2 separate regions of the Homo sapiens genome follow, and region 1 is linked to region 2. The links are chromatin loops, found by intact Hi-C in ENCODE. Cell type or tissue: chondrocyte. All regions are shown on one strand. Links, peaks and the distances in the headings refer to the core of each region. The heading gives the core; the rest is flanking DNA.

Region 1 (15,935 bases), core at 4,448-6,947, 2.0 Mb before region 2:
TTTTTTTTTTTAAATTGGACTTTGCTTGCAGTTTTAATGTTTCATAGATTATTTTTGACTGAATTTTAAAATCATTGTAGGAATTCAGTTTATAGTAGTGAGATGAGAAAATAAAGAATGGTGAGATGAGGAAAAAAATTACAAAATCAACAAGTATACAGGTAGAAGTTTACTTCACCTTTGAGTGAGAAGTATACTGACAGGTTATATAAGTTTATTTCTGTAAATCAAGGGTGTGTCTTGCTTTCAGCAGCTACTCTTCCTAATTTGTGCTGATGGTGAAACATAAAGATGGCAGTGTGAGAATCAGGGGATTAACTGTCTGCAAAATTTGAAATTTAGACCAAATCATAGATGGACAAAAGTTCATCATTCTGCAATAACTGTAGGGAGGTCACCACCACCACGAGGTTCTACTGTCTAAGAAGCCACTCATAAGTTCAAAGGCTCCTTCAATTGCTCAGTCAGTATGAGTCTTCCTGGAGCATGTGCCAAATGTGTTCTTGTTTCAGTTCTATACCACAAATCACTATAACAGAGATGAGACTCTACTAAACTTGGTTTTACATGTCCCATGCTTTGGTTTAGATTCCAGTGTGTAACTGATATCATCTTCAATTATTTTATTGGAAACATGACGTACAATAGTTAAGAGCTGTAAAGTTTAAGAAAGTGCTATTATATGGCACTTTCTTGCTTCAGATGAGTTTAAATCTAATTTTTAAAAAAATCTTTCTTGGATCATAATGAAAGGACAATGGAGAGATAATTAAACTTAAAACTACTTTTATTTCTGCAAAGTAAAGTGTTCAAAAGAACTATCCTCTTTGAGAATAAGACATCAAAGGGATAGCTAACTATCGTGAGGAACACATTTGTAGAAATGTTTAGTTCCCGTTCGTAATAAACTCCAACTGAAAGCTAAATTAGAACATAAAATGTAATGTAAAAATATATATGTCCAATTTACTTTGAATAACTTCACACATTTTTATGACTTTTTTAGAATAGAATCAAGATTTTACTTCTGATATTTATTTCTCTTGAAGTTAAACATACAAATACACTTCCTCACACACTTTTGCACATTAAGAGCCGACTATATCTAGCAGCATGGCTTCTGAACAATTTTCATGGTAAACATAAAATCCCTTAGTAATATATGGAAATTCTGCAACAAGTTTTATGAATATTTATTCCTTCTGACATCAAAAAAGAATATTTGAGTGAATAACAGAATCTCTTTCTAATATTGATCTTGGGGTAACATGGCTAAATCAACAATGTCTACATATCCTAAGTTACCACTAATTGATGGTGTTTCACTAGATGTCAGTTGCATTTATAAGGAGTAATGGTTCAGAGGAGAATAAAAATGAAATGGAAGAGGAATTATTTGAAATATAGGTAATAAGGCTGAAGAAATCATGGTATATTCATACAGAGAAGCCCTTGATGAGTGTCATTGTATTCTAACGAATACCTAGAATATTTAAGAAACACATTTGGTTAATTAAAATTAATTCTGAAAGCATCAATAAATTTTGTTTCAAAGGATAACAAATGAGAAAATATGTGAAATAGCCAACTGTGTCCACCCTATTTGCTAGTCTGCTTGAAATCTAGATGTGATCAGTTTCTCAACTTTGTTAGGTATTTGTTTTCATCCATAAGGTTTAATTTTCATTCCCATGAGAACTGAAAGAAATTTTATATATACTCTTTAGAGCCATCCTGTTAGGTTTCCTCAGAAACACGTCATCGATTTATAGACACAATTTGCTATGAGAACTCGAGAATCTGCAACATTTCTCTTTATGTGCTGCTCTGGAATCTAAAAATTCAATCCCACAGGACTTTTTAATCACTGAAAAGTTTTCACCCCTTGTGTGTTCAACTTTTCATATCCAGCATAGTGTAATGTGAGCCATACCCCAGATTCTGCCCTGGATAATTCAGTAATTCTTAACAGCTGACTTCAACTTAAAATATCGAATTTGAGGCACACAGAGACCTTCTTTACTTTGGGTCATTATAAAACTCCCAGTCAATATCTCTTTTTTTTTCCAGAAAGGAAGAATAAAGGAAACTGATAATTTTACTATGCTTGTATTCTTATGAACATATTGACATCATTATCTGATTTATATCTTAGTGATATAAAGTGTTTGTGGTTTTAATAAATTTGTGTAAGACCATCTACATAAAGATTCCTTCCAAAAGCAAGTATTTCTTTGGATATGAGACTTAAAAGATGTTTATATATGAAAGGCAGTATATATTCTACTCTGTCTGACACAATGTTAAAATTAAGGCAAGTTAATATTTAGCTCTTTCTGCCACAGAGAACCAGACCAGTGGTTATCAAGTGGAAAGGAAAAGATGAATAAATTCACATCACTTGCTTTTTATTTAAGGCAAAATTCATCCAAATAAAGATAAAATATACTGATTATATAAATGATCATTTATTTACAGACTTGTAAAGAAGAGAAAAGAAAGAGAAGATGAGGAAAATAAAAAGAGAAAAAGATTAACCTTTTTATGTTTATAAACATTTAGAAAGCGAGGTATAAGGACATAAACTTTGATATCTTGTTCTAGTTCTATAGAAAACTCCCATTAAGTTAGATTAATTTGTTAACCCATGTCAAAATTTGTTGCAATTTCTAAATATTGTGGTTATATTATAAAGAGATGAACATGTTGCCTCATCAATTTTAAAGAAGATATTTAATAAGTACATAAACAGATGGTTTTTTAAAATATTAATTATAAGTTAACATATCTCTAAATAACTTGAGATGCTTGAAAACTGTGGAGTCCTTTAGTTAAACACTTTTAATGGTCCCAGATAGTTTTGTTTGTGCAGTAAACAAGTTTTCGAGTTGTTTAACAAAAGCTAAATTTCAAGTTACTTCTTTTGGAAATTGGGGAATTTTCAATTAAAAGAATGATATGGTAATCTTTTTCTTATTAATGCTTTTTTTTTTTTTAGATAAAGTCTCGTACTGTTGCCCAGTTTGGAATGCAGTTGCACAGTCTTGGCTCACTGCAGCCTCAATCTTCCAGGTTCAAGTTCAAGTGATCCTCCCACCTTAGCCTCCAGAGTAGCTGGGACTAGAAACATTCACCACCACCATGCCCCACTAATTGTTTTTTTTGTTTTGTAGAGATGAGGTCTCACTATGTTGCTCAGGCTGGTCTTGAATTCCTGGCCTCGAGTGATCCTCCTGCCTGGGCCTCCCAAAGTGCCGGGATTGCAGGCATGAGCCACCTCACCCAGTTCTCATTATTCTTTCATGGATATCGTCAATAATTCAGTCAAGCCAGCTTTCTATTTTAACATTTCCATAGAAATTAACAAAGTAAGTTAGATCCGTAAAAGTGACAGACCTACCTGAGGGAGTTACTTATGAATAGCGCCTGCTGCCTACTGCAAAAATAGGAAAGTAAAACAATAGTTCTCATAAAAATTCTCCAAACGAAGAAATAGAAGAGACTTGACTTAAAAGTTGAAAAGAGCTTTAATTATTATTATAATACTCATTTTATATTTTTCAATAAAAATAAATATAAACATACTGAAAACATTTTAAATTTAGGAAAATAAAAATATATATTCCTCACACTAAGATACCAACGATTGCTATTTTGGTGTATTTCAACATAACTCTAGTAACTCTGTAAATATTGTATCTTTCTTATTTTTATTCTAAAAGTAACACATGCTGTAAAACTTAAATAGTATGGAAATATATACTTTAAAAATTACTGGTTTTATTGTCTGTTTCACCAACAAAGTTGATATATATTACACAAAATTGGGCTCACATATTCTAGGACATATATATTATTTTTTAATGTGGTATCCTGGATTTTATGTTATTGCTTCACAACTTCCTTCACCCAATAACACACAGGACACCTTTTTTGTCACTACCTATAAACTTATGTATTCCATTTTAATTACATAAAATGTAAGATTTAGATTGCTAATTTTATCCTAAGCAACTCATAAGTTTTCAAGTAGCTCCCAGTTATTATTTTTAATGACTGTAATATTCAATTTAATAACATACCATTGTTAAGTTCTTTGTTATTTTATTAGAAATTTAGACCTCTTCTAGTTTTATCCTCTTTATTCCCACGTTGTTTTAATACCACCATAGACATCTTTTACTATATATGAAATATTTCCTTAGCTTCCTAGAGTTGGAAATACTATATCAAAGGGCATGATCACTTTATAATTCTAATACAAATGGTTTCCCTCCTTCGTTCTTCACTCCCAGAGACTACAAAGGGTCATAAAAAGACCATGCACCAGAAGTCAGGCAGACCTGGCTTCTGACTAACAGGCCATCCTGTGTAAATGTGGAGACGTTTTTCATCTCTGTGAATCTCATTTTTCTATGTTCCTGAGTCTTAAGATACAAACTGTAAAAAATTCTGAGTATTAAATATGAATAACTGTAAAGGCAAAGGGCATCTTTTTAAACCTCACTTGTGAATTGGGAAGTAAAAAAATATGTTTACATCATTTTGTTATAATAATAGTATTTTCTAGGATGAAACTTTTTCCTCTGTTTATGGAGAACCAAAGGCCTCAAGAGATTTAAAGATTTGACTGAAAATACATTCTTGGAGAGTTTGAGATGTGAATACAATCTAGATCAGAGGTAGTTAGAGTAAATTATAAAGCACTATTTGCTCCAGAAATTTTTGAAAGGATTGACAGTTGTTTTGGCAGGGAAGCCATAGTGAAAAATTATGCTCCTGATTTGTAATAGACACTAGTTCTGAGGGTAGAATAAGAAGGTCGAGCCGGTGGGATAAAATCCTATTTCAAAGAACCATGGCTCGAGTTTTACAAATGCTCCAGAAAAAGCACTTTGAGAAATGAAGACCAGAGTATTTTAATATATATTGTAGCTGAGATGAACTATTGAAAATATAAAATAAATCACAAATTCAGAATACCAGTCAAGATTTTGAAAAAACAATGACAGCTTTGCTTTAAACTTTTAACCCAAGTGCATTTTAGAAAAACCAGCAAGGCCACCCTAATGATAAAGTCTGTATCTTCTGCCCTGGATGATAAGGATATTCTTTAGAAATCTTTTTGAAATAAATGTAATCAAGCATTAAAGCAGCATGTAGTGGTAAAATCAAACCAGGTGGATTAATTGCTGTATGCATTTTGTATTCCTTGGGGCATTATCACTTTTGTTTTCATTAAAGAATTTACACACCATTATATAACAATGTTGGTTTTCCTCAGTGATGTGTGAATCATATATAAAGAATGCTTCAACAGAGAATGAAAAATGTGAAATAAGTCACTCTAATTGGTAAATAACTCTTTAAATTTTATGTAAAAATGCTAAGAATATTCTTTCAACTAGGTAGAAGTATTACTTTAAAGAAATAAACACACTAGAGACATCATAATATTATAAAAATATTCCACAAATGTGCCAACAATTGGACCATACATATCTTGTTGGAAAATCCCCAGAATTCCTGGACAATTATGAGACTTGCAATTATCACTTTAAAATTATGTAATTGTATTATCTTGAATTAATGAGTGTTTAGGTTTATGTAAAATAATCAACTTTTCAGCTAATACAAAAACTAAAATCTTAGGAGTTTTGAAATTTGTGAGAATATTTTTTAAAATTCATGTTTTAATGTTCTACCACTCTAATATATTGTTTTATTATTTTGAGCTGTGTCATCTTCCATATTTAATTTTCTAAGGTCCCATCTAGTTAATGAACAGAAGTTTTTATTTCTCATTTTCCAGCCAGCAGAGGGCAATAGAGCATTGTGTACTAAACATCCTCAACCAATTGAAACATTTCATAGGGGAGGGATTTTCTGCTATGAACAGATAAGAACATAAATTAAAGAGACCTGCTATCAACTTCTATTTCAATAGGATGTGTATGTGTATGTGCACCCCTTGAGTTTTTGATTTATGTTTTTGATAATTTATTATGACTATAGTGAACTCATTATCTGAAATTAGTCCACGGGTACATGAATAAAAAACTAGGAAATAGCATAGTGGTAAATGTTATCCAATCTTTAGAGAACATTTCAAAAACTACAAATGTTTGTATTTTTCAAGAAGTTTCTATAGAGAGAGATTCTATTGCCATTTCATAAAGGGTAGTAAGTGAATTATCTGAGCTAAAAGAAAACTTCTCATCTTAAGTTTTTGCAAATAAATGGTTTACTGGTACTTACTTTAAGCATCCATTAGTATACCCATTCTAAACTTAATTTATTAAGTTAAATTTATTATATTATTTTTCATTTTTAAATCATTTTATGATGGACAAATGAAATCTATTTCTCAAAAACTATGTGGGATTTAGTATAATGTGCAATGGAAGAAAAATCTTGATAAAAATCTAATTTAAAGAACAATGTAATATTTTCTCTCAATGTTAAATTAGTTCTGAAGATATTATGTACCCTGTATTGTGTATTAAAAAATAATTTGCTCAATACATATCGTTGTTATAAGGTCAGGGAATGTCTGGACCTCCTAGCTTTAAACAACTATGATTCTTTCATTCTAGAAGCTATTGTTTCCCTCTCTTAAGCCTTATCTACACACAAATAGGTAAGCATTTAGAAAGCTCATTTCATGACACATAAGTATATACATTGAATATGTCCTTTTCATTTTTTTGGCTTCATACCCTATATAAGCCTGTGTGTCCATCTCACTATTGTTTAAGAGTATTGGGTTTTAAAAATACTATATTAATTGCAAACTCCCTAAATAAAATCAAATTGAATTATTTAGAAGAGTACTGTATGTAGAAGTGTTATAAATTGTGTTTATGGTTTTCTGAACAATCTTTTAAGCAACAATCTTTATATGACTTCCCTTATTAATTGAAAAAGTGTTCAGTTTTCTACTACTAACTATAAACTTAATCTTGAGCTTTCTTTTTCACGATGAAATCACAATAATAATAATCAATTAATGTTTGATGATTGCTAATTCCGTTACAAGCGCTTTATGTGTATTACTTGTTTCAATCCTTGCAAAACCCCTAGAAGGGGAGAACTATTATGCTCTTCACTTAATATAAAAAGAATAGGTGCTAGCGATATTAAGAAACTTACCCACCATCACCCAGCTAGTCAGTGACAGAGATGGACATTTGTATTCTTACCCACTTACACATTTTAGAAATGAACATTGTGCTTCGTTATTATTCTACATATGCACCTAAGCATTTTATTTTTCCTGCTCCAAAGAGCAAGTTTAAGTAAACTAACTTTTAAGTTGCCTGAGATATTCCTTTATCTTGTAGATCACTGGAAGAGGAATAATACATGTTATTCATGTGGTTTTTTTCCTGGAGAAATCTCAAAGTACACATATATATTCAATAATGACTAACAAGACACTGAAACATATCAATAGACTATATTTACTGTACTCATTCAAAGCCACATCCACACAAAAGCAAAATTTTGTTAGTTCTCATTTCATCATGTAAACTTGGGTAGCATTTAGAAATTATCACCATATAAATGTTTTGATTAACTCTCAATAGCTTACATCTAGCTAAGTGTCCATGCCGATTCAATGGTGCACTCTGCCTTACCATCACATATCACCTTTATTACCCTACTGAATTCAAGTATGCATGAAGGTAAATAACATATTGGGGCCGGGCATGGTGGCTCACGCCTGTAATCCCAGCACTTTGGGAGGCAGAGGCGGGTGGATCACCTGAGTTCAGGAGTTCAAGACTAGCCTGGCCAACATGGAGAAACCCCGTCTCTACTAAAAACACAAAAATTAGCTGGGTGTGGCAGTGCGTGCCTGTAATCCCAGCTACTTGGGAGGCTGAGGCAGGAGAATTGCTTGAACCCAGGAGGTGGAGGCTGCAGTGAGCTGAGGTTGCACCATTGCACTCCAGCCTGGTCGACAGAGTGAGACTCCATCTCAAAAAAATAAATAAATAACATATTGGAAAAAGATTGCCTCTTTATATAAAGCTCTAGATGACAACATATTAGAAGAATGTAATTGCATTTTCTTTATGAAGATGTATAAGCATTTAGTAATGCTTTGAAGATGTTTGTATAGAATTTTATAATAAATATTTACAGTACTCTCCCATATAGTAGGTACAGCATTGCTTGACTAATAACTTTAGAGCCTAACTGTACCCAAATCATAAGGTACATGCCCACCATCTTATATAATCCTTACATAAACCAAAACATTCCCCAGTGTATATTAAAGTTTAACTAGAGCAGAGTTACTCAGTCTAGATACTATTGACATTTTGGGCAAGCTTATTCTTTGTTGTGAGAGGGAGACTGTCCTATGCAATGGAAGATGTTTAGCAGTATCCCTTGCCTTAACACACCAGATGCCTATACCACCTTCTCACCACCTCCTCCACTCCTCTTCCCAGCTGTGACAACCACAAATGTCTCTGGACATTGCAGAATGTCAATGGGGAGGGATTACAGTAAGGGGGTAGAATCACCCCTAGTTGAAAATACTGAAATGGAGTAAACTTTTTAGCAATTGCCGGTTTCCATTAGGAAATGGATAGTTAGATGAAATGCCAAAAGCATGAATGCCCAGATATCTGCAATCTGCAAATAGACTTTCTTCTTGATCATACTTTTTGTCTAGCTAAGTGTTTTTCAAAACTTAGTATACTACACAAAATTGCCAACACAAAACAATGCTTAATGTACTTTGGGAAGAGAGAAAATACCATTGGTAAGCAAGTCATTACTTCCACTGTTGCGTTTACAAGATGTACAGAAGAGACAGGCTTAAGAGATATATTTTTACAGCAATTATTTGTGATCAGTGCTATGGAGAAATAGTCAATGTTGTTCTAGGATCATCACACAGAAATCTGATATGTAAAGAAAGGCTGAAAATGGCAGGTCTAGGTAGGCTTTCCTGAGGAAGAGACTTTGATCTGAAACTTAAAAGATAAATTGGAGTTACCCAGGGGAAGTATGGGCCAAATGGCAAATTCTTCAAACTGTGTTCTCGTGCTTTAATCACATAGCTTCTACCTTTAAAGCACATTTAATGATATTCTAGGAAATATACACGTCTAAAGAAACATCTCTGTATGCATTGCCAACTTTTAAGTTACTATTATTGGAAAATATTAAGGGGAGCAAGATCAGAGAATGTAGTGTAGTGGACAATGTGGTTTATTAATTAGACTTTGTCAAGTGTTCTCTACATTCCAGTATAAGTTAAAATAAACTGATAAATATTCACCATTATTTAAGACAGATGGGTTTTCCAGATAAATATCTGATTTTTTAAAGCGACAAAATTACTAATCTCAAAAAATAATGATATTACTTCTTCAATCAGTAAAGCATAAGAGATGATGACTTTTTAAAAATTATTTTAATTTTATGGTTCATTTTTCACTAGGAAAAAGGGGATAACTAAGTCTTTCAAACTCCTGTTGTGTGATAAGCAACCTAAGAAATTTAAAGGAAAATCAAGAAATAGATGATGTTAGGCCAAAGTAATGTGATTTGGATAAACTATGATGCACATTACACAGATAGGTTGATCCCTATTTAGACTAGTATATTTATGTATGGTGATGTCATAATCACTGAAAATAATTTTGGTAGCCAAATGTTAAACACTATACTCTCCCAGCTGAAAGGAACATTTAGTGAAATAATGAATTGTGCTTCAGTTTATACTTTTTTCCAAAGGTAACTATTTAGGAAAAGCGCTTATGTCTTAATTTATTGCCCTTACTAAAAGAAAAGAGTTTACTTTCTGGTGTGAAATACAAGACCTGTGAAATTCAGGCATATTTGTGAAAAACAAACATTTTCATTTATTAAACACTTGTAATAAAAACAAAAGGCATCCCTTAAACAAAAATATAATAATTCAATTAAATACAAAGGGGAAATTTAGGTGTTAATATTTGTCTCACGGTTTTTCATAGTTATCTGTGATCTTTCTTACTCTTACATATGTTGGTTCTAAGATCATTGGAATAAGCATTCTACAAAGCAACTTCAAACAATTGAGTAATTTAATAAATTGTGGAAAGTATGTATTGCTTTAATAGGATATCTATAATTAAAATGAAATTTACTAAGACTTTAGCCAGAAAACATTCTAATATAACTTTAAAGAATCAGATTATGCACACCTTCACAGGATTAGAAATAACTTCAATGTCTAACAATTGGAGACTAGTTACATGTATTTTAACACATTCATCTAATGGGATTCTATTTTGCTCTTTTAATGATAGTGTTAAAGAATATTTTATGTCTGGGAAAAAAATTCTTATGATGATCTTTGAGTGAAAATGTAGGTTTCATAACAGTTTTTAAACTGCTATTCCATGTTGTAAGAAAAAAAAAGTCTTTATATGCAAAGTGAAAAAAGAAAAAATATACAACAAAATGCTGATAGCATATGTGATTATATTTGAGAGAATTATTGGAATATTTTTTCTTTCTTTTGCTGGCAGTTTCCAAATGCTCTAGAAATATGTTACTTCTATATTGTGAAAAAAATTAAAATCTTATTAGAACCAATTAGCATCTGAATATAAGGCTATCAGCCATACTACTTTTAGTATGTATGCTTAACAATATTTTTGGCAAAGAATTAACATGCTAAACTGGTAAAACAATATTTTACTTTGTAATTAAAACATTGTAGGTAAAAAGTAATATTTAGAAATCTTCGTATAAATAGAATAATTTCGGTATCCTGTTTTTGGTGATAAGATTGTTTCACTGGCTTCAGCAAACACCTGTTTTGCTTCACAGATACACATATGATACATAACTGAAATAAGATATATACAACAAGATATGGTGTTACAAGTGAAATTCTACCTTCTAGGTGTAATAAAGCAGCTTTAAAGAAGTATATAGTGATAGGAAATTGAGAAGATGAGATTAGATCAAATCAACAAAGGCTTTTAGTTCCAGCAATGAAATTGGATGATTTCTTTTGGAATGTGGCCAGGATGTCAGAGAGGAGTGATTAAACTCTTGGGAAAATATATAATTATCTTTGTTGTTAAGACAGTAGGTTTATATTCTATGTCAGTTTTCAAGAGCTGTTTGTTCCTCAGTGACAATTACAGGATTTGGATTCAGTATTTACCCACAAGACTGAGCCCTTCCGTATTTAGAATCATAGTCCTCAGTCACACCAAGAAGCTATTAAATCCCAAAGGCCCAATTTGGCTGCTCAAATGTGAGGCTTTCCCATAAGCCATATAAGAGAGAAATAGATTAATAGGTTATAAAATAAATAACTTTCAAATAATATGTGATATGACAATTTAATGAATTCTTTAGTATTGTGATTATTACTAATAAGCTTGGATAGTCTTTTTCCAAAGGTAGTGTAACATTGAATATTTAGAACTACTTTTATTTACTGACTCCAAAAATAACATCTAAATAGGAAACTCGAGTACAATTTCAAGATGGTTTTTAAATGAACATAGTACTTCTTGCCCATTTTCCGCTAGGAAATGGATAGTTAGATGAAATGCCAAAAGCATGAATGCCCAGATAACGGCAATCTGCAAACAGACTTTCTTCTTGCTCATACTTTTTGTCTAGCTAATTTGTCTAACTGATTAAAATAACTTAAAACCTAGGTAAAATATTATTCCGAATAAACAAACAACAGGTGGGACTAAACATAATGAAGGCACTAAATAAGACATAAATCCCAACATATGTATGTCAATCCTACAAACATTTATTGGAAGGATTTTTTTTTAAAAAGCAATGAAAAACCAAAAGCATTAAACAGTTTTGTAAAACACATCTGCAGAACTAAACATAATGTAAATTACTTACAAAATAGTTTGTGTTCAAATTGTAAGGCTATGGAGGGTGTCATTCAGCTGTGCAGCTGTTAACTATGATCCCAATTTAGGAGAATTTTAAATCATGATTAGAATAGTATATGTTTGGTTTCAGATGTATCTGGAAGTAAGAAACCAAAAGATAGCAAATCCCATGGTGAGATGTAGATTTATACATATATATCTTTATGTTTCCCAATATCCTTCAAATGTCTTAACCAACATGTACAATATATTTTTTCATGTCATCTCATTAGAGTTAAAAGAAACATGAAACCACTTTGAACATTTTGGACATAAAATAAAAAAGCTTTGAACTTCTTACTTCATATAGAAATAGAACTAAAAATGCATATACTTCAGAGTCATTTTCTTGAATTGAGTCCCAAAATGAAACTAGATCTTTACACACAAAAACCAAAACATACACACTGATAGCTTTCTTCAGCTAGAACTGAATCTGTAAAAATTATATTACTTTCATCAACAACTTTTATTTGCACCTCACAGTTCAAATTTATGCTTACCCTTCATGTATAAAATGAGATAATAAAAATAATTGACCGAATAATATTTTTTCCTGAGGATTAAATCAGTTAGAATACATAAAATACTTAGAATAGTATGCACAGCACATAATGTCATATAAATACTGCTTGTTATAATTTTTATTCTATTAGAAACTGGAGCTACAACAAAAACAGCATTCCCGGTTCCTGATCAGTCAGCAATATGTAAAACATATTTGTAAAACTTATATGTAAAACATAACATGTAATACAATAATGACACAATATCTATTATACTATGCCATATCTAATGATGTAAGGATGTTAAAGGTAGAGAATCGTGATCAAGAATTGCTGATTATTCTGGTAGAAAGAAGTGTTTTCTAGCAATTTAGAGAACTGTGTTCCAGTCACGAGTCAACCACTAACTAAAGGAGTCTTCTGGGAAAAGTTGGTTTCTTTAAGCTTCAGTTTTCTCATTTATGAAAAGTTAATCTTGAGGTTTGCTTCTTGTGAATGTTATATACTTTAACCTCAGTCAGTGCTCCCAATCTCTTGGACCCAAATAACCTGATCTAAATAAGGGTGTGCTTATTTAATCAGAACTTTGATTTTGAAGTTATTAAAGTCCCCTGAAACATGAGCTCCATAAGTGATATTCAGTTAGTTCTCTATTGAAGTAGATAAGTGGTTGAACTATATATTAGAGAAAATAAACTTTAGAACTATAGAAATAGTTAACTAAAGAAGCATTTTTCAAAAATATATATTAACAGTGAGATAAAACTCATTCATTCATTCAGCAAACATCTGAGTGCCTACTCAGTGCCAGGCACTGTTTTGGATGCTGGGACTAAAAAAGTAAACAAAATAATCAAGAATCCCTGGCCTCATTCTAAAAGGAGGGTTGCAGCAACAAAATAAAAAATATATATAGTATCTTAGATGTGAATAAGTGCTTTAGAGGAAAAAATAAATAAACAAGTGGAAAGGATATGGGAAGTATTGCGTGCGAATGTAAGTTTAAAGGACCTGGACAGATAAAGCCTCTCTGAGGTTTGATGAAACAAAAACTTGAGAGAAGGGAGAGTGCGAGTTCACAGATTTATGAAGGTGAGTACTCCACGTAGAGCACATGTAAATTCCTTGAGGCAGGAGGCTGTCTAATTCATTCTAGGAACAGCATAGAAGCCATTGTGATAGAACAAAGTGAGAAAAAAGCAGGTAAATGTAGGGGGAGATGATGTCAGGAAAGTATGAGGGACTAGCTCATGTTAGGCCTTGAAGACTTCTGGAAAGACATGGGATCTCACTTAAAGTAAGACAGGAAAACCACTGGAGGGTTTTGAGCAGAGGAGAGGCATAATCTGTCTCAGATTTAACAAGATCCCTCTGACTGCTCTATGAAGAAAAGCTTAGAAGTGCAGTGACTTAAACATATGGTCTTTCTCAGTAAGGAATACTGCATTGCTCCTTTTAACACAAGTTTACTGCCAAGTAACCGTCATATGCAGTTTAATCAGGAAAGCTGAAGCTCTTAATTTTCAGGTGTAAGGTATTGGGTATTAGAGATATAACCACAGTAGTCAAATGCTATAAACTGAACAATGTTTATTAAAGAGACAAGATTTCTCATAACTATCCTCTCTGGGGGACTCACAATGCTCATCTGCATATTAAAAGCTTTGGGGAATCCTTAAACGTATTGAATCTGAAGTCTCCCAAGTCTATCCTACCATGGAACTCATCTTTGTTTCTTCAAGTGCTTTGGTTCAAAACAAACTGAGCTCAAATATAAGTTCCCTGGCTACTGAGCCTCTCAACTTTGAGTTAATTATGTAATCTCAACATCATCTCTAAAGTGGGATAATAACATCACCTCACTTCACTGTGGTGAGAATTAGATTAGATAATGTTTGTAAGGGACCCCAAAGAGTGACCTTAATTAGTGCCACTTTTCTATATCCTCTCCTTTATCTTCAAAAGCTCACCCCCTCTTCACATTAAAGGAGTAAATTCTAGCCCGACCCATTGTTGCTAATATGTAAGGCCCCAGGCTCTATCAAAAGCACTTAGCAGGATAGCACCTAGTGTTAGAACATCTACAATGTGTGTGAGATGCTGAGATGCTAAAACAGAAACACAGTCACAGTAATTCCACAGCAAAGTTGAGTATCTCATATTTATATTTCTTAATAAGCCTTACAGAGCAATAGCGAGGCTGGAGTACATCATCTGGTGGGACCATTGGGATGATGGTCCTTTACAGTATCTTCACAATGCTGTGTTAAAAATATTGGCCCTGGCCAGGCGCGGTGGCTCACGCCTGTAATCCCAGCACTTTGGGAGGCTGAGGTGGGCAGATAACGAGGTCAGGAGTTCGAGACCAGCCTGACCAACATAGTGAAACCCCGTCTCTACTAAAAATACAAAAAAAAAAAAAATAGCCGGGTGTGGTGGCCAGCACCTGTAATCCCAGCTACCTGGGAGAATGAGGCAAGGAGAATTACTTGGACATGGGAGGCGGAGGTTGCAGTGAGCCGAGATCGCACCACTGCACTCAAGCGTGGTGACAGAGTGAGACTCTGTCTCAAAAAAAAAAAAAAAAAAAAAAAAACTCTGTCTCAAAAAAAAAAAAAAAATTGGCCCTATTTACAGTGCCTGAAGTCTTTAAGTAAATGAAGACGAATAACCCTGGGAATTTCTCCTCCCTGTGATTTTTGTTTTGGAACACATAATTACCTGTTTTAAGTAGCAGAGAAGCAAACAAACAAAAGTAATACTGTTAAAAGGCACCTTATGTACATTTGAAGCTACCATGTGCAGCTTAGTCAGGAAAGCTCAAACTAAATAGGCCTCGTTTCTTGAAACACAGTAGATGTTCCAAGAAATCTCAATTTACTCTCCTTTTATTCGGATTATTCGGATCACTTTAGCTTGCTTTCTGAGATCGGACTTTTCTTACATATCCAAACTTAGGAAAATATTCAAACATTCAATTATTCAAACTTTCTTCTCAGTTCATCAATTTAAATACCAAGGATCACGCAGATTACTCAGCAATTTCATGTAAGAATTACTGAACTAACTGTTGCACTCTGAGGGATGGGATCTTGGAGTGTTCAGCACAGCCTTGGTGTGCATTGCATGTGTCACTGCTTCTCATCAGTTTTGCTGGAACTTATGGCTTGCATCCCAGGGTCGGTCTGATTCTAAGACTTTTAGCTAAGAAGGCAGAGAGATGTTCTGGTTTGTATTATAGTTACCTTAGGAACTCTATTTCACTCCTACTCATCGGAGTAAGTGGTATCTGCAATCCCTGGAGAGACCTGGAGTGTTCTGTTATTTCCAGAGTTCCTGTGGCTACCTCCATGAAAGATATAATCATTGGAGCAACGCAAGAGATCATTACTGCTCTAGAATTTTGACCGTCAAAAAGCCCTTCTTCACGGGACTACTGAAATCTATTATTTTCAGGTTTCTTCAGAATTCTCAGGGGAGATCCTGAATTTTGGGGATCCTG
Region 2 (15,935 bases), core at 5,661-8,160:
TAGATGAAAGAGCCTAAGGATTGGCTGCAAATGGAGGAGAAAACACTAAGGATTGAGGCCTCCGTTACTCCAACACTGTGTTGAGTCAAGTATTCTGGGTAAGCATGCTACCCTAGATGCTATATGCTTCTATCATTGTATAACACACTACTAAAACAGTAGAGTTGATAGGTATTTATTTTTAAAAAGAGTTTATAATCATTCCTTCATTCTTTATATAGTAATTCTTTTACAAGAAGAAGAAAAGCCTACAGCTGGCTCAGGAAGTCCTTTCAGATACTTTCCCTACCGCCCGCCTCCCTCCCCCAACATTGGGTGTTCCAAGCCCCTCACAAAGACCTTAAACCCTCAAGTAGTGGCTCAGCTAATAAAGGCACACATGGAAAAAAAAAGAAGAGAAGAAGGAGAAAAGCAATATCTATGCCAATGTATTGATTTAGGTTGATAGATCTATACCTGGAGAACCTTTAAGAAATACAGCAATACTTTTCTTTAGAAATAAATCTGTAAAATGGCACTCTATAAATCTCCACTGTTTGCTTGAACTCAGATATGACGACTTTTACTTGTGTAAACTGGAAAATGATAGGATCCGTGCAAAACATTTTGCATAAAGCTATATATAGTATTGTGGGGTAAAAGTGAGAAAGTCAAAATCCCAGTTGGATATACCTAAAGGTAAAATATTATTCACATTTTTCCTTTAAATGCAGATTTTCTAAATTATCATTCAAGAAACACCCTCACCTATCTTCTTCACTCTTCAAGTGTTTCTCTAATTCCTTTCATTAGATCCAAAAAAGAAAAAAAGAGGAGGAGAATAAGAAAAGGAAAGAGACGATGAATGAGAAGAAGAAAGAGAAGGAGAGGAGAAGGAGGAAAAAAAGGAGAAAAAGGAGAAATAGTAAATAAGATGATAATCTTTTTTTCTAATACTCTTCGAAAACCAAATTGCACATGGGAAGTAAATGTACCTCCTGTAGACTGCCGGAACTATTTCAGCAGATATTACTAGGCACACACACATCCCACATACATCAGCTCCCTTCATTGCTATGTATGTATCCCAACTTATACAATGTGCTTACATATCTATATTTTTATCGTCAAACATGCTATTTTATACAAGCTGCTCAGGGATGAGATGGCCAGAACTGCTCTTTTTATATAATCATTACTTTTTTTTTTTACAATATTTTTGCTTAATGTTCTAAGAAATCCTTTTTTTTTATGGTCCACATGTTGCGTAGCATCAAAGGTTATTCAAACAAAGCCAATTCAAACATGGTATTACTGCATAGCTTCAAAAACACATTTCAGGTTACTTATATATAATTTAAATTCTGAAATAGACTACATATGGCTATGATAATAAGCCCATTACTGAAAAAGAGCACTTTAGCAACATGTATAAACCTCTATGAGATTCTACATCTGCACTATGCACATACATTATCTTTACTATATTTATCTCCCCTAATATCATGTGTGCCACTTTCATTTAAGAATAGTTAAAGGGTAAAGATGAGAAAAACATTCTCATTTTAAAACACCTTTTCACAAGTATTATAAAATTATCAGATTGATGTAATATATGGCATATAGATGTAATTTAAAAGTGTTGCCATAGTTCATATTAATTTCCCATAAATGACTGCAAAACCCTATTCTTATTCAAAAATAAAGAAAAGCTGGAAAACAAAGGCTAACCTTAACATACATTCTCCTATATGATCATACAGAAAAGTCTAGATGTGATTAATCTGCATCAATAAGAAAACCATTATTTACATCCCAAATAGAAAAGTTTATCTACATTTCTCAACTAACTTAATATTTGCTCTCTATGGATTGCTACAGGGACACAATACTGAAAAATTATAAATAATATTAGCAGATAGCTTCTATGAGGTGGCAAAACGCTACCATTTTTCATATACTATAAAAATGCACATATAAATAACCCACCAAGCAAATATCAATGCAAATATATGTATCATTTGTCACTGAATAAAATTAATATCTGTGTCTAGCACAAGGATGGTCAGTATATCTTTGAAATGGTACAGGCTTCTGTACATTTGAAATTCATGTGGAGTATAAGCACACACCTCTAAGAAGAATAAGTAAATAGAAATCATAGAATCCTGGAAGAGTAACAAAGCTTAGAGAACCTACAAACCAACCTCTTCACTATATATGTGAACACTGAGTCTCAAAGTGCTGAAACAGCCTAGAGGGCAGTGTTCTCCACATCCCAAATTTTCAACCATCCCCGTGGAGAAACTGTCATTCTGAAGTATCCAAAGGCAATCCAATGTCAAACGTATGATTTACATATTAATTTAGTAAGAGTGTCCAGGGTTTCCTTTGCTTTTGACACAGCAGATGCTAAATACAAAACTAGTTTCACACACACAAAAATTTAATATTGCCTTTTCAGTGTCAACTCCTCAATTTTGGCATTTTTCACTACATTACTATGAGTTCTGCTGCATAATTGTGGCCCAGACACAAACTGCCCCCTTATCCTACAATGTTAAATCAGAACAAAGGTTCTAGGTTGTCTTTGGGGGCAGGAGAAGGGTGGTGTGGGAGAGAAGGAAGGAAAGAAGGGAGAGAGGAATAAAACGGAGAGAAAGAAGGGAGGGAGGAATGAAAGGAGGGAGGGAGGGAAGGCAGACAGAAATGGTGTCTTACTACTGCTGCTCCAGCAAGCTGGTTAATTGCATTTGTTTCATATATCTCCAAACACCCTGGTATATTAATTACATTCTGTAACACCAAGCTCTTCTGATTTCCTGTCACTTCCACTGAGCAATTTAATTGTATTCCTCCTAGCAACACACTGATTTAAAAACGCTTATATAAAAAAACCCTTGGTGATAATTTTGTAGTCTAATGTATAGTTTACACATGCATTTCTGTTGAGATATGTAAATTCATGATTTATGAGGACATATTCTTTTAAAAGTTATACCAAATTCTTCTTATCATGAAAATCAAACACACCTGGGACAAATAGGTAAACCTATTTTGTTACGGTAATGTACACGTATTTTAATGTACTGAAAAATAAATGCATGAAAAATAATTAGAGATGTTGCCATAGTATAATTCACAATAATTAAATCTTAAACATCTACTGCTTAGACTGGTAAAAGAGAGAAGCAGTGCACACACACGCATCCCTCCCTCACTATCGCTGGGGGGCAAAGGTACTCATGTAGTCCATGATTGAAAACAGCCACTTGACAGTAGGTAAACTCCTCTGTATTGCCTCATGTTTATAGAAAGCCTTCCTTTTTGAGTCCAATACATTGGGCTCTATGCAGCAGTAGCTGCCAGGAACAAAGTTAGCTACTCAGATGGGCCAAAATAGGCAGTGTCCCAAATAATGAATTCATCCACAATGCAAATGCTGGAGGAAAGTTTATGTGGCAACAAGCTATTGTGATGGCTCAAACAGTTAGACTAATACCCTTTAGGTTCTTTACAAGTACAGAAAGTAACTAAAAACCTAAAGTACTGCAATCCAGTTAGAAAAAAAAAATATCTAGTACTCCCTTATACCAGTTGTTTCCATCGATATAAAAATTAAAGCCTCTAGAAGGTTAACAGCAAATATTCTTTTAACTTTTTTCTTTTGAATACAAACCAAAAAGCATGTTAATGATTATTTCCACTCTTCATTCAAAAGAACCACAAAAAAGGATTTTGCAATAGTCGCACAAGAAATTGACATCCTGTGAAAATATCCCAGTAAACCAAATCGGAACAAAAGACAAGAGAATCAGAGGCAGAATGCTGTGGGCTTGACAGACTGACTCAACCTAGAGGGAGACACCTCCAGCACCTGTTTAAGGTCCCCATTGTGTTTGCCCACTGGGGACTGAGCTAAGTGTTCTACTCCTGTGGCCAGCCCATAGCTGATGCTTCCCCCTTCGTGGAGCCTCGCCCAGTCTCACTTTTGACAGTTTTCTCCCTAGGATCTAAATTCTTCATTCGATTTAACGCTAGGAGAGCATTCACTGGCACACAGGTGATACACATTGATCTCAGTCTCAAATTCCTAACCCACTGAACCTTCCTTAGAGTGTCTATTACTGTATTTCTTCACTTGAATGTCTCAGCCAAAGTTCAGACACAAGAGCAAACATCAAATAGAGAGCAGGCACAATAGTATTAGGCTCTTGCAGGAGATTGACTGTAATATTTCTTTTTCTAACAAAACTGGGAGCCCAATCATTTATTATCCAACTCCTTAATTAGTGAAGTAAATTACAACAATAACAACAATAGGTGACTACCAACACATTCCACTTACAGCAGTTTAGAAACAAAAGACTTAAATAAAACCTCTGCCCCCAAGGAGCCCGTGCCGGGCCAAAACGGACTAACAGACATAATGTCATTTCATTTATAACCCACATCAAATTCAAAAAGAAATGGTTTTGGGGGATTGGGGGGTGGGGGGCGCAAAAAAAGATGAAAGCATTTTTAACTTACCATCAACCCGAACATATAAAAATCCACAGAGCAGTAGTTGTGTAAACATCAGCAGACTCATTTTGACATATTAAAAAGGATCCAGATTCTTTAAGAAACCAATCCCAGAGAGCAAAAGTACAAAAATGAGTATCAAAAAAAGAGGTAGGTCCAAAGTTTAGACTTTCCTAGATACTAATTAAAGTCAAGAAGAGCAAATCGCAAGATCAGAAGGGGTTGGTGGAGAGGTCTCGAACGGGGCACACTGAGATCCATCCAAATTAACAGAGGGTACTTCAAAGGCTGCTGTATTTCCAGCACTCTGGCTTCCTAAATTCCCACAAATTCAGCCCAGCCAGAGGGATTATTCGAGTGTGTCTAACCCTCTCTCCTTAGGCTCCACTGCAATCCAAAGCCAAGTTCTTCCTTCAGAAGTCAAGATGATGAAGGGGGAGGAAAAGACCTAATTCCTAGAAAGTGTTCCACAAACTTGCCAGCGCGCTGCCGAAAAACCATTGGCCTGCCTACTGGTTTTCTTTCCCCCGGTTTCCTTCTCCGTAGCAGCTCCACGTCCGGAGTTATTTTTTAATATGTCTATATTTTTACTTAACTTCCATAATAAGAATGTGTCAAAGCAACACTTTGCAGGCGGGCAGACTTGGCGGGCCTCTCCTTTGCAGCGGTGTTGCCCTCCCTCCACCTCTCCGGTTTCCAAAAGAGAGGAGAAGGGAAATCAGGACGATTCGGGTGGAGAATCCGAACTCCTACGTGGTGAGGGAGGCAGGGAAGGAGCGAGGGAGGGAGGGAGGGAGGGAGGGGCCGGGCGGAGGCCGAGGCTGCAGACACCCCCGCGGTGCCGCCTCTGAGGATAGTGCACCAGGCGGCTGCGGGCGCGAGCAGAGACGGGCGTGAGAGCCCAGCCCGGGCGCGGCGGAGAAAGGGAGCGCTCAGTCCAGCGCCAGGCGCGCTGAGGCCCCTCGCCCGGGTCCAGCCCCCGCAGCCTCGCAGCAGAGCGTCCGCTTCCTCCGGCAGCTGCCGCGGGTGGAAGGACTTCTAGGAGGGAAGGCGAGGAGGCGGGAGGGGAGGGGAGGAATGAGAGCTGCCTGGAGTCGGCCCGGGGAGGGGCGGGGGCGAGGAGGGGCGCGCGGAGCCCTGAACCTCCGGACTCGGCCACCCGCCCGCTGGGGAGTGGGGAGGGGTCCTGGAGAGCCGAGAGTCCCCGGGGGGACGGAGATGAACAAATTCGGAGAGCCCCGCCGGCTGCCGAGGGCCGAGGCCACCGGGCGACTCCTTCCCCTTCTCCGCGCCCCCGGGTGCCCACTCCTTCCCGCCTCGGGAGGGGATAGGTGGGCTCCAGGCTCCTGCTCCTCGCCGCGTCCCGTTTAATGGGCAGGTAATTTTCTCCGTGAGTGATTTCATGGAAGCCCTTCCTAATTATTCATCCCTCCGTCTGCCGGAGCTGCACGCGCTTTCTTGAAAAAGATCAGCCTCCAGGACCCAGGGCGCAGCCTCATTACGCGTTAAAATCACACACTCACTCACTCTTCACCTTTTAGCCAGATGAGAAGCCGAGTAGGAGGAAGGAAAGGAAAGGAAAGGAAATAGAAGCACCTTTTGGACTGGAAAGGTTGTGTGTAGATGCTTCCTATATGATTCAAAAGCACAAGGGGGAGAAAAAGGAGGGGGCAGAATTCTCTAACCTCCAGCGGCTCATTTTAGCCAAGATCTATGGCCCCCTGCGGCATCCCCAAGGGAAGGAGGAAGGGGAGGCAGCCCCTCTTATGTTACTCAGTTGCCTTTTGACCCCTCCACGATGAGTTTGATGCGCGATCGCGCAGGGCGAGGGAGTTCCACAGAAGATGCTAAGGACGGGGAAGCGGGGATCACAGAGCTTGGGGGAGGGGGATCCCCGAAGTCTTTACCCTCCAGGGACCAGCACCTCCAGAAGGAAATTCGGTAAACATAGGCTCTGGGTGTGGAAAGCCGAAAGCCCAGCTGAGCTCATGGAAGCTCAAAAAGAAGCCGAATTTCAGCCCAAAGACGACAAAACTCTGAAAATTAAGACCAAGACTACCAAAGGATGCCATTCAGGACCGGGGATGATGAAGGAAGGTCACGTTAGATCAAAGGGGTGCCGGTGTCGGCGGTGCCCCGGTGCGGCCGGGCCCACGTGTGATCACAGGCTCGCTGGTAGCCGTTTGATGCTTGTTCAGATGATGAGAAGGCGGCTTATAGGAACTCACGCAGGTCCCCGAGCCGAGCTAAATGCTGGATGGTGAGTCTTTAGTTCCCCCTACTGGAAAATATTAGGAAAGGTTCTCTCCAGAAGGGGCCGTCTGAGGAAGAGCCTTTGTTTGGTGGATACGTTTTGGTGCTGCTACTTAACTTAGGTCTCCCTTGCATATTATGGGCGCTGTGTGTTCTTTTAAAAAAAGGTCAGCGACATTCAAGCAATTAGAAGAGACATTAGGACACCTCGGCATGCTTGAAAATTACGGTAATGAAATAGTCTTGCGAAAGAATAAAACAACCACTCTTCTTGTAAAGCATTAAGAGTAATTTCTGCACACTTTTAATCTACAGTATTTACTTGTGAAGAAAAAAGTGCATTCGGTTGTTAAAGTTGAATCACTTGAATTCTCACTATAATAATTCTGAATGTGCTATTGTTTTAGCACCCCGTGAAAAAAGGCTTAACCGTTAAGGAGAAACCCACCCCAAAGGTCCAATACGTCTAAATTGGATAACACTGTGGTTTAGAAACATCCAAAAGTGCGCTATTAACATCTCTTTTATCTCTGGAAAAGGAAAGTAATTAAAATTCTTGAAAACTTTCATTTTAAACACTTGGGCTTGGTTTACCCAGTTCAGGATTACAATGTCTAGCTCATGTCTCCAAATAATACACACCACCAGCTTATCTCGGGCAAATTTCCTTACGCGGGTGAAATTTTTAAGATATTCGGAAAATAGTCTTCCTAATACAATAATGCAGGAATTAACACATCATATAGACTTATAAGACCCTTAATTTTAAGATGGTTCACAGAAAGGAAGACATTGGAGGATTTCAACTAGAAGTGTTTTCTCATGACTATTTATTTATCAGGCAAAATATAGATTCTATTTTATACTTGATAGACTCACCATCTGTAAATGCCTTTCCTTAAGTAAACTATAAAATCACTCAGAGGCAGAAAGAGTGTGTGTGGGAAACAGAAGGGATAGATTGGGCGAGATCAGCCTACCACCAATTGCCATGGTCCTTTAGGGCAGAAAATGTTGCCCTATTCATAGAAAGTTATCCTTGTGTAGGGTATGACAAATTACATCATACAGAGAAGAGCTTTGTATAAGGGAAATCGCTTTGGTTATATTGGCATTTTTTTTACCAAGCATCAACATTTTGCATTCTTAACTACTTTACCTATTAAAAGTGACAAAGCAAGCCAGTGATTTTAGACTGGTGCCATTTTTTAAATGGCTTTTGTTGTTGTGGTTGTTGTTGTTTGCCATACACTAGCTACCTTATGGAATAATGTCTTCACCAAAACATTTTGGAATCCATGTTTTCTGCTTTTCTTGTAGTCAAGTTCATAACTGGTTTTTTAAAAGAATGCTCTGTCAGTGTCTCATTTGATATGAAATGTGACTAAAAAACCATTATTTTATAACAATCTCATCCCAAATGATAGTTTAGGATTATGACCAAACATCTCACACTAAATTAGCAACAGTAACGAGTCGCCAGACAGAAATTTGTTATGGACAACATTAATTCCAAAAGAACAAAGACATTACCTTCTGAGATATATGATAAGATCTATACTAGAAAAATGTGCATATTTCAATTACACTTAAGACAGTTTTAGTGAGCACTGCCTATATAAAAAATGGATTTCTCACTCCAAATGTTTAATTAAAGGAAAGTCTTTAAAATCTGAAGCTTCTAGTAGAAGTTGGAAATTAAATTTTAGCAGTGCTTTAGCAAAAAAAAAAAAAAATTAAGGTTTTCCTTAAGCCAAAAAGAAACAGCAATGGCTTAGAACAATGAAGCCCCATGACCACCACATCAGAGAGCTTAAGATACAGAAAAATCAAATGGGGATCTGGCTTCAATGTCTTTCTAAATATAAATTGTTTTTTTCTTTTCCAAACAAGCAGCTGAATAGATAAATGTAGATGGAAATCTAGGCTTCTTTTATGTAAAACCTGGAAAGGTATTATATATTCAAAATGTGCCTATATATTTTAATACATCTAAAGATTGTAAGAAACTGTCATTATCCCTAATTTGGGTAAGGTTATCCAATGGCCTTCTTTGTGATTGAATTTCTGAGTTGGTATTCCAGCAGAAGTATAAAATAACCATATGAAGGAAATCTGCAGAGTGTAACATATTAAATATTTCTTTTTTCATACCAGATTCCCCAAGGATGTGGTAAAAACTGCAAAACCCTAATCCACTTTTTTACTCTTTTCAACGTGCTCTTGTTATAATTGTAAGGCAGCATATATATAAAAATCAAAGGTTTGATCCATGATAGTAATTTTAACATATACTGCCATGTAGTGAGCACTAACCACGTGTCAGGGAATTCTTCTAGTTTTTAAAAATTCATCATATTGTTAAATTCCTATAAGAGGCTTATGTGGTTGATACTATTCCCATTGTACAGATGAGAAAAATGAAGATTAGATAATCAACCCAAGTTAATGAAAGGCACAATCTTGCTTTAAATCCAGACCTGAATACAAAGTCTATGTTATCAAGAACTTGAGATTGATTTAAGACATCTACCACATTGCAGAAATAGTATAAGAGTATAATATATTACTCTGATCAATTTAAGAAAACCGCAGTGTACCAAAATATACAGAAATATGTAATCAATTTTTCTTCAAAATTTAAGAACCTCTTTAAAGCCATTGCTCAGCTCGAATTTTTCTATATAAGATTGTCTTATTATACTATACAGAAACATCACATTAAATGACACGTATGTGTTATTATCTACAAAAGGACACAGGACAACTAAAGTAAGTGAAGCATTAAAAATCCTGATCACAGAGAGACGGCTCATTTGCCCCTACATGATTTTTTCTTTATTACACTTGACTTTGTTCCAGAAAGGATCTGAGGGAGCCAAGATAAAATGAATATTGTTCTTCTGAAATATGTTCTAAGTATCTGATTTGATTCGATTCATTTTGAAGTGGTCACCAATACTTGTCTCTATATAAGTCTGTCTGTGTAGCTATTTATGAATAGCATTTTTGGTATATTACATGAAGTTATAAATCTGAATTTAAGTTGACTAAAATATAGTAATAGTTCATTTAAAAGAGTTTTCTCTGCAGAATAAAATCACGTATTTTCAAGAAAGAAAATCTTTCTTCCTTTAGAGTCCAAAATCTATTTGGAAAATCATTATTTATCTTGATCGAAGAGTTCGGTGATACTTCCAAATTAACATAACTATTGAATAAACAAATATTACAGTAAGTGGTATGTAACATTGAGGCCAAATTTCTTTAATTGTGTATACCTTAAAATTTTGAATTTTAAAAGTCACTTAGAGGTTCCTTAGAGGTCATGGATGAGATTTTATTTATCTTCATAGTGTCAGTTCAAGAAGGTCCATTACCCCCTCAGCCCCATCTTAGTAAATTGCAAAACCTAAACTAAAATTAAAAAGGAGTTCTTTGGCAGCAAAGATGATAACCTCTCATCTATACTAGGCTAATGATTTTACCAAATGAGAATAGTCAGCCTCGCAAATCCACTTATTATTTGAAAGTACAACTTCAGTCATTAACCATAACAGGCTAGAGTTAATGTGTGTGCAAGGATTTTTTTCCTGCCCATTATTTTATCATTTCTTGTTACTGATATCAAGTTATTATTTTAGTATATGGCTTAACTTCAATGACATAAAATAATACACTTTTTGCTAATTTTACACCACACTTTCATGAACCCAAGAAAATCCCTTTGATTCTTTGCCAAATAATTCCAAGTCCATCTGCTCCGATCTGGAATTTGTATAATTAAATTTTAGCAATACATAGCTGTAATCCTAATAGAAAAATTTATTTTAAATCCAAAACAGAATTTTTTGTTGTTCATAAAAAGAAGAGATTGTCAAGGATTTAGGAAAAGGCCAATGATACCCATGGGTCCTATAGATACCCGTGGATTTTTACAGTTGTATGCTCACTGAATCTCTTTGAGGCATGTTTCACAATGGATACTTCAAATTAGAAAAAAATTGCTTATTCTCCCTTGCAATACTATCACGGAATTAATCCAAGGGTACATGTAATCTAATTGAACTGTCTATGGTTTTATCCTGTAGAAGAACTAATCTGTTTGGGAGCAGATTCTGATTTTCTTCCAATATCCAATTTATTTTATTTCTGCCTGATAAAACAAATTCTGACTACTTGTGGAGTACCTGAAGTTGTTTTCTTTTTTTTTTTTTTTTTAACAAAGAATACTAAGTTCTTAAGTTGTTAGATACAATGCCAGCCAGGAGTATAAGTAATATAATTTTGCTCAAATTAGAGATGTAAATACACATTGTCATCCGTAAGTGACAAAGTGAAATAAATGAAAAAAATCTCCCTGGCCCAAGTTTATAGAAAAACTTGCAAATAAAGCAATAATATGACATATACTTCATATCATAACATTTCAATTTGAGTAAGACATTGCTCTCTCTCTTAAACAGTTTCTACTGTTTAGTCTTTCACTTAGCAAAAAAGAATGATAGCAACAAGTGATTTTTTTTTTCTCTGAGCAATTTTGGCTTTTTCATTATATACTAATACAAATTTAAAGGATCCAAAGGACCAGATACTTAATATTGAAAAATGCTAGTCAAGTTTTTGACAACTAGGTACAAATTTTATAGAACCCCTCACGTCACTGGATTGCTTTCAGTTTTAACGTAATTTAAGAAAAAAGTTTCAATGGCTGGTTTCTTATATTTATCAGAAATATAAAGTGTAAATAAATTTACACTTCATCTAATATATATTTGCCATACAAATTAATTTTTGATTTTTATCAATGTGAAATTAATTTTTGGTTTTTAGCAATGTGAAAAATTTTCATCAAATTTTTATCTTAATTTTTCATTTTTCTAAGATTACTCATCTGTAATCGTTTTCTTCAGCCTTTGAGCAAATATTAGACTTTCAGGTATGACTAGTATAGACAATGTCAATGGAAATTATGTGGCATGATAAGCATGAGGCTATTTTGTTTCCTTATTGTTGTTGTTGTTTTAGCTTGCCTCTATAACTGGCTTAGGTCCAGGTTGTAACTTAACCTATTATTTTATTTCTCCCTTCTTTACCAAACACATTAAAAACACATTTCATCACAAAGCTAGAGGCACATTTATAGGAGTTCTGGTAGTCTGGATACCAGCCCTCATTCTGAGTCATGTTTAAACTATCAAAAAAGGATGAAAACCTGTTTTATTTTAAAGATTTTCATAGGAGATTTCACAGTGTTCTTAAGTAAACCATTCACTTGTCATCAGGAAAATATTAGTCTTCTCTAATCTAACACTGAAGTAGCATTTCCACTCAATTATCTCTGCAAAGAGAAGGGGTAATGAATGGCTTCCTAAATAAGGACACAATAGAGAATACTGAGATAGAGCTCTGAAATTGGATGTTGAGTACCTATCTGCATTCTCATTTTGGTACTTGCAGTGCGATGTTGACAATTACCTTAATTATAAAACAAAGATAACAATAGTGCCTACTCACAAGGTAGTCGGATGTTGCATTTAAAGAACTTGGTCCAGTGTACATTTTAATTGTTTACAATACTTAGGGTCATTGGAGTGTACTAATAATCCTCTATCATGACAGAGAAAATGCTGATTGTTACCCAAGAATCCTCTCCTTCCTTTCTTCCACACAGAATTCCCCAGCCCTCCTTGCAGTTGTGTTGGATCATGTGATTGAGTTCTGGCCAATGGAATCCAGGCACTTCTAGATTTGCCCTCTAAGGTCTCACCTATACCTTACCCCCTTGGCGCTCTGGCTGTTGCCTCACTTTTTGGATGGCCAAATAGAAAACACTGAGCCATCGGATAAAATGCATGAATTTCAGGATGAGTGTGTAAGCAGACTCAGAACATCTCACTCTCTGTTGTATGCTTTGCACTGTGAGTTGAGCAACAGATGTCTTGTAATGTGTCTCAAATTATCGAAGTTTGGTATTCTTTGTTTTAGGACTTCACCTGTGCTGACAAATATAATCAGCCACTTTGAATGTTGCCTAAAGTTTAAATATTCATTTAAACTTTATGTTGCAATATACTTCTTCTCAGGACATTAAACTATGGTTAATATTATAAAAATAAAGAATAATAATACCTAAATTTTTAAAACAATTACTATATGACAAGCACTGCAATATACCTTTTAAATTAATTGTCTTATTAAATTCTCATGAAGCATATGAAGGTGGTTTAGCCTCATAATTCACAGTAGTTAATGAAAGCTCAAATTGATGATGTAACTTTGAAAGTGTCATAGTTTGTAGCTGTAATTCATATCCAGTACAACAAAGCCTACAGAATCACCCAGGATAGGCTAATGTATTCGCCAGCAGTGATTTCTCAACATTTTTTTCATTGTCACTTCTCTAAGAAACTGCTATGGTCTGAATGTTTTTGCAGTCCCTCCCACTGGCTTCAAAATTCTCATGATGAAATCTTAACCCCCAGTGTGATAGTATTAGAAGGTAGGGCCTTTGGGAGGTAATTCGGTGATGAGGGCAGATTCCTCATAATTGGGACTAGTGTCCTCATAAAAGAAACCTTGGAGAAATAGTATCTTCCACCATGTGAAGACACAGTGAGAAGGTACCACTCATGAAACAGAAATAGAGCCCTCACCAGACACAGAATCTGCTAGTGCCTTGATCTTGAACTTCCCAGCTTCCAGAACAGTGAAAAATAAACTGCTGTTGTTTATAATCCATCCAGTTTGTGGTATCATGTTATAGCAGCCTGAATGGACTAAGACAGGAGCATTTTTATACATTTCTGCCTAATACCTCCCCATGGAATTTCAATATGACATATAAACTACATATCTAATATATATTTATTATATATAATAATATAATTATAATGTATTATATTATAATTAATTACATTAAATTTAATATATTATATATTATGTGTCTTATATATAAATAAATTAATATATAATTAATTTATATCAATAATGTGATATACTTATAATTTAATATATGTATATATTAATTTAATAATATATAAAATATGTTATTAAATATACAAATGAATATATTATATAGTAGATATATTTAAATATATTTAATATATATTTATTATATATAATAGTCATATATCATTTATATACTATATATTATGTAATAAACATATGTATATGCTTATGCACTGTATATACATGTAATTATATATAAAAAAGGAAGTTTTTTATATGAAAAAAGAGAAAAGTGTGTTTTTTTGCCCCAAGAACCATCTTCCCATCATCCCCATTGAGAATGAATATTCTACAAATACAAACTATTCTAAGATCTCAAACAAAAACGGCTATTTCTTGTTATATTGGGAATCAGCTGGGAACTCCTCCACATCATCCTCTTTCCAGGACCTAGGCTGCTAAATCACTCATTTTCCAAACAAATGAAAAGGCAGAATATGGTTGTTAAATCTGGCTGGAACAAATAACACAATTTCTTATATCTTCACTACCAAACTAAAACACAAGCCCCACCTTCAAGGGTGGGAGAAAGCTGGAAATATTTGTTACCAGCTGTACCTACTATCATGCATATCCAACTCTTGCAGACTCCTTTGCTTTTGGAGGAAATAGTGTAAATTCATGGGGGCAATACAGGTATTGCCGGCTAAAGCAAAATGACTGACCATTGTGTGCTTCTGTACTGGGTTGAATAGGGTCCTTCAAATGAATGTCCATGTAGAATCTCTGAATGGAATGTTATTTCAAAATAGGGGTTTTGCAGATATAATCCAGTGAAGATGAGTTCATACTGGATTAGAATGAGCCCCAATCCAGTGATTCGTGTCCTTATCAAAAGAGGGAAATTTGGACAGAGATACATAAGCTACATGAAGATTATGGAAGAGTTGGCAGTATATTGCTACAAGCTGGGGAATATCAGGCCACCAGATGCAACGAGAACCAATTTTTCTCTAGAGCCTTCCTCAAGAGCATGGCCTTGCCAACACCTTGACTCTGGAGGTCTAGGCTTTATAACTGTGAGAATAAATGTCCGCTTGTTTTAAGCCACTAAATTTGTATTACTTTGTTATGACAATCCTAGGAAATGAATATAGCTATTACCTGTTCTGATGAATTCAAAATAGGAAACTTTGTACATACCAAAAGCCAAGTGAATTAATGATAAATTAGTAGAATTCTTGGAAAATGGTAATATGCATTTTAATCCTGTTTAAGTGAAAAGTGCATATTATATATGTACACACACACAAATAAATACATGTATATCTAAATATAAAGAAAATTTAAATGTATAAAGTTTACTTAAAAAAATCTATTTTAGTTCAGAACCGAATGGTACTTTTGCCAGGCGCGGTGGCTTACGCCTGTAATCCCAGCACTCTGGGAGGCCGAGGCAGGCGGATCACGAGGTCAGGAGATCGAGACAATCCTGGCTAACACGGTGAAACCCCGTCTCTACTAAAAATACAGAAAATTAGCCGGGCGTGGTGGCGGGCGCCTGTAGTCCCAGCTTCTCGGGAGGCTGAGGCAGGAGAAAGGCGTGAACTGGGAGGCGGAGCTTGCAGTGAGCGGAGATCGCACCACTGCACTCCAGCCTGGGCGACAGAGCGAGACTCTGTCTCAAAAAAAAAAAAAGAACTGAATGGCATTTTTATGATAATCTTTTCGTTATATAGTTCAAGGATAGGAGGCCTATTTAAATTAATAAAGAAACCTTATTCATAAAGTAGTCTTTAAAAATGTATATTAATTTAACCAAGACATCTTTGGTAATTTAGATATTGTCTTTTGTTAATAGTTATTGCAATGGCCAGTGGTTTCTGATTATAACTTAATTGTATACATTTTAGCACATTTTTAATTCTTTGTATAATAAGGATCATATCAAAATTTAAAAGTAATTCTATACCATGAACATCTTAGAAGAAATATTAAATAACTATAGTCTCTATGTGAAAATGTTAAATGAAAATATTCAGTCCTGGTTTTATTTATGTTAATTATAAAATCTCTCTTGCAAAATGTAGTAAAGGTTATCACAGAACCAGATTTACACAATTGCCTATGGCAGCAAATAGAAGACTTAAGTCGTTTCCTCTGTTAATTTATTTAACGTCATCTTAGAGAGGCTTAACGCTCATCTTTTTACAGCTTTCCTGTTTTAA

Evidence for each region. A loop is a pair of places that touch in the nucleus more often than their neighbours do. Peaks named below come from ENCODE experiments on the same cell type or tissue, not always from the same donor. Only the 100,000 strongest peaks of a DNase experiment are listed, where the experiment ranks them.
Region 1: it touches region 2 in a loop (4-fold over the local background); 2 of 110 quality-filtered maps call a loop at or near these places.

The regions. Positions count from the first base shown.
Region 1 is chr3:79,022,791-79,038,725 of GRCh38, reverse strand. The region is part of intron 3 of ROBO1 (roundabout guidance receptor 1); the gene reads left to right. Among named protein-coding and RNA genes, the nearest start is that of MIR3923, 480 kb to the left of the region's middle. In chondrocyte, for the core only: CTCF peaks have their summits at 5,605 and 5,809 (motif pointing right); no DNase peak of the experiment used is centred there.
Region 2 is chr3:77,029,421-77,045,355 of GRCh38, reverse strand. It overlaps ROBO2 (roundabout guidance receptor 2), which reads right to left and starts at 5,257. Exons shown (of 28, transcript NM_001395656.1): 1 at 4,510-5,257. The coding sequence starts at 4,570. In chondrocyte, for the core only: CTCF peaks have their summits at 5,765 (motif pointing left) and 6,773 (motif pointing left); no DNase peak of the experiment used is centred there.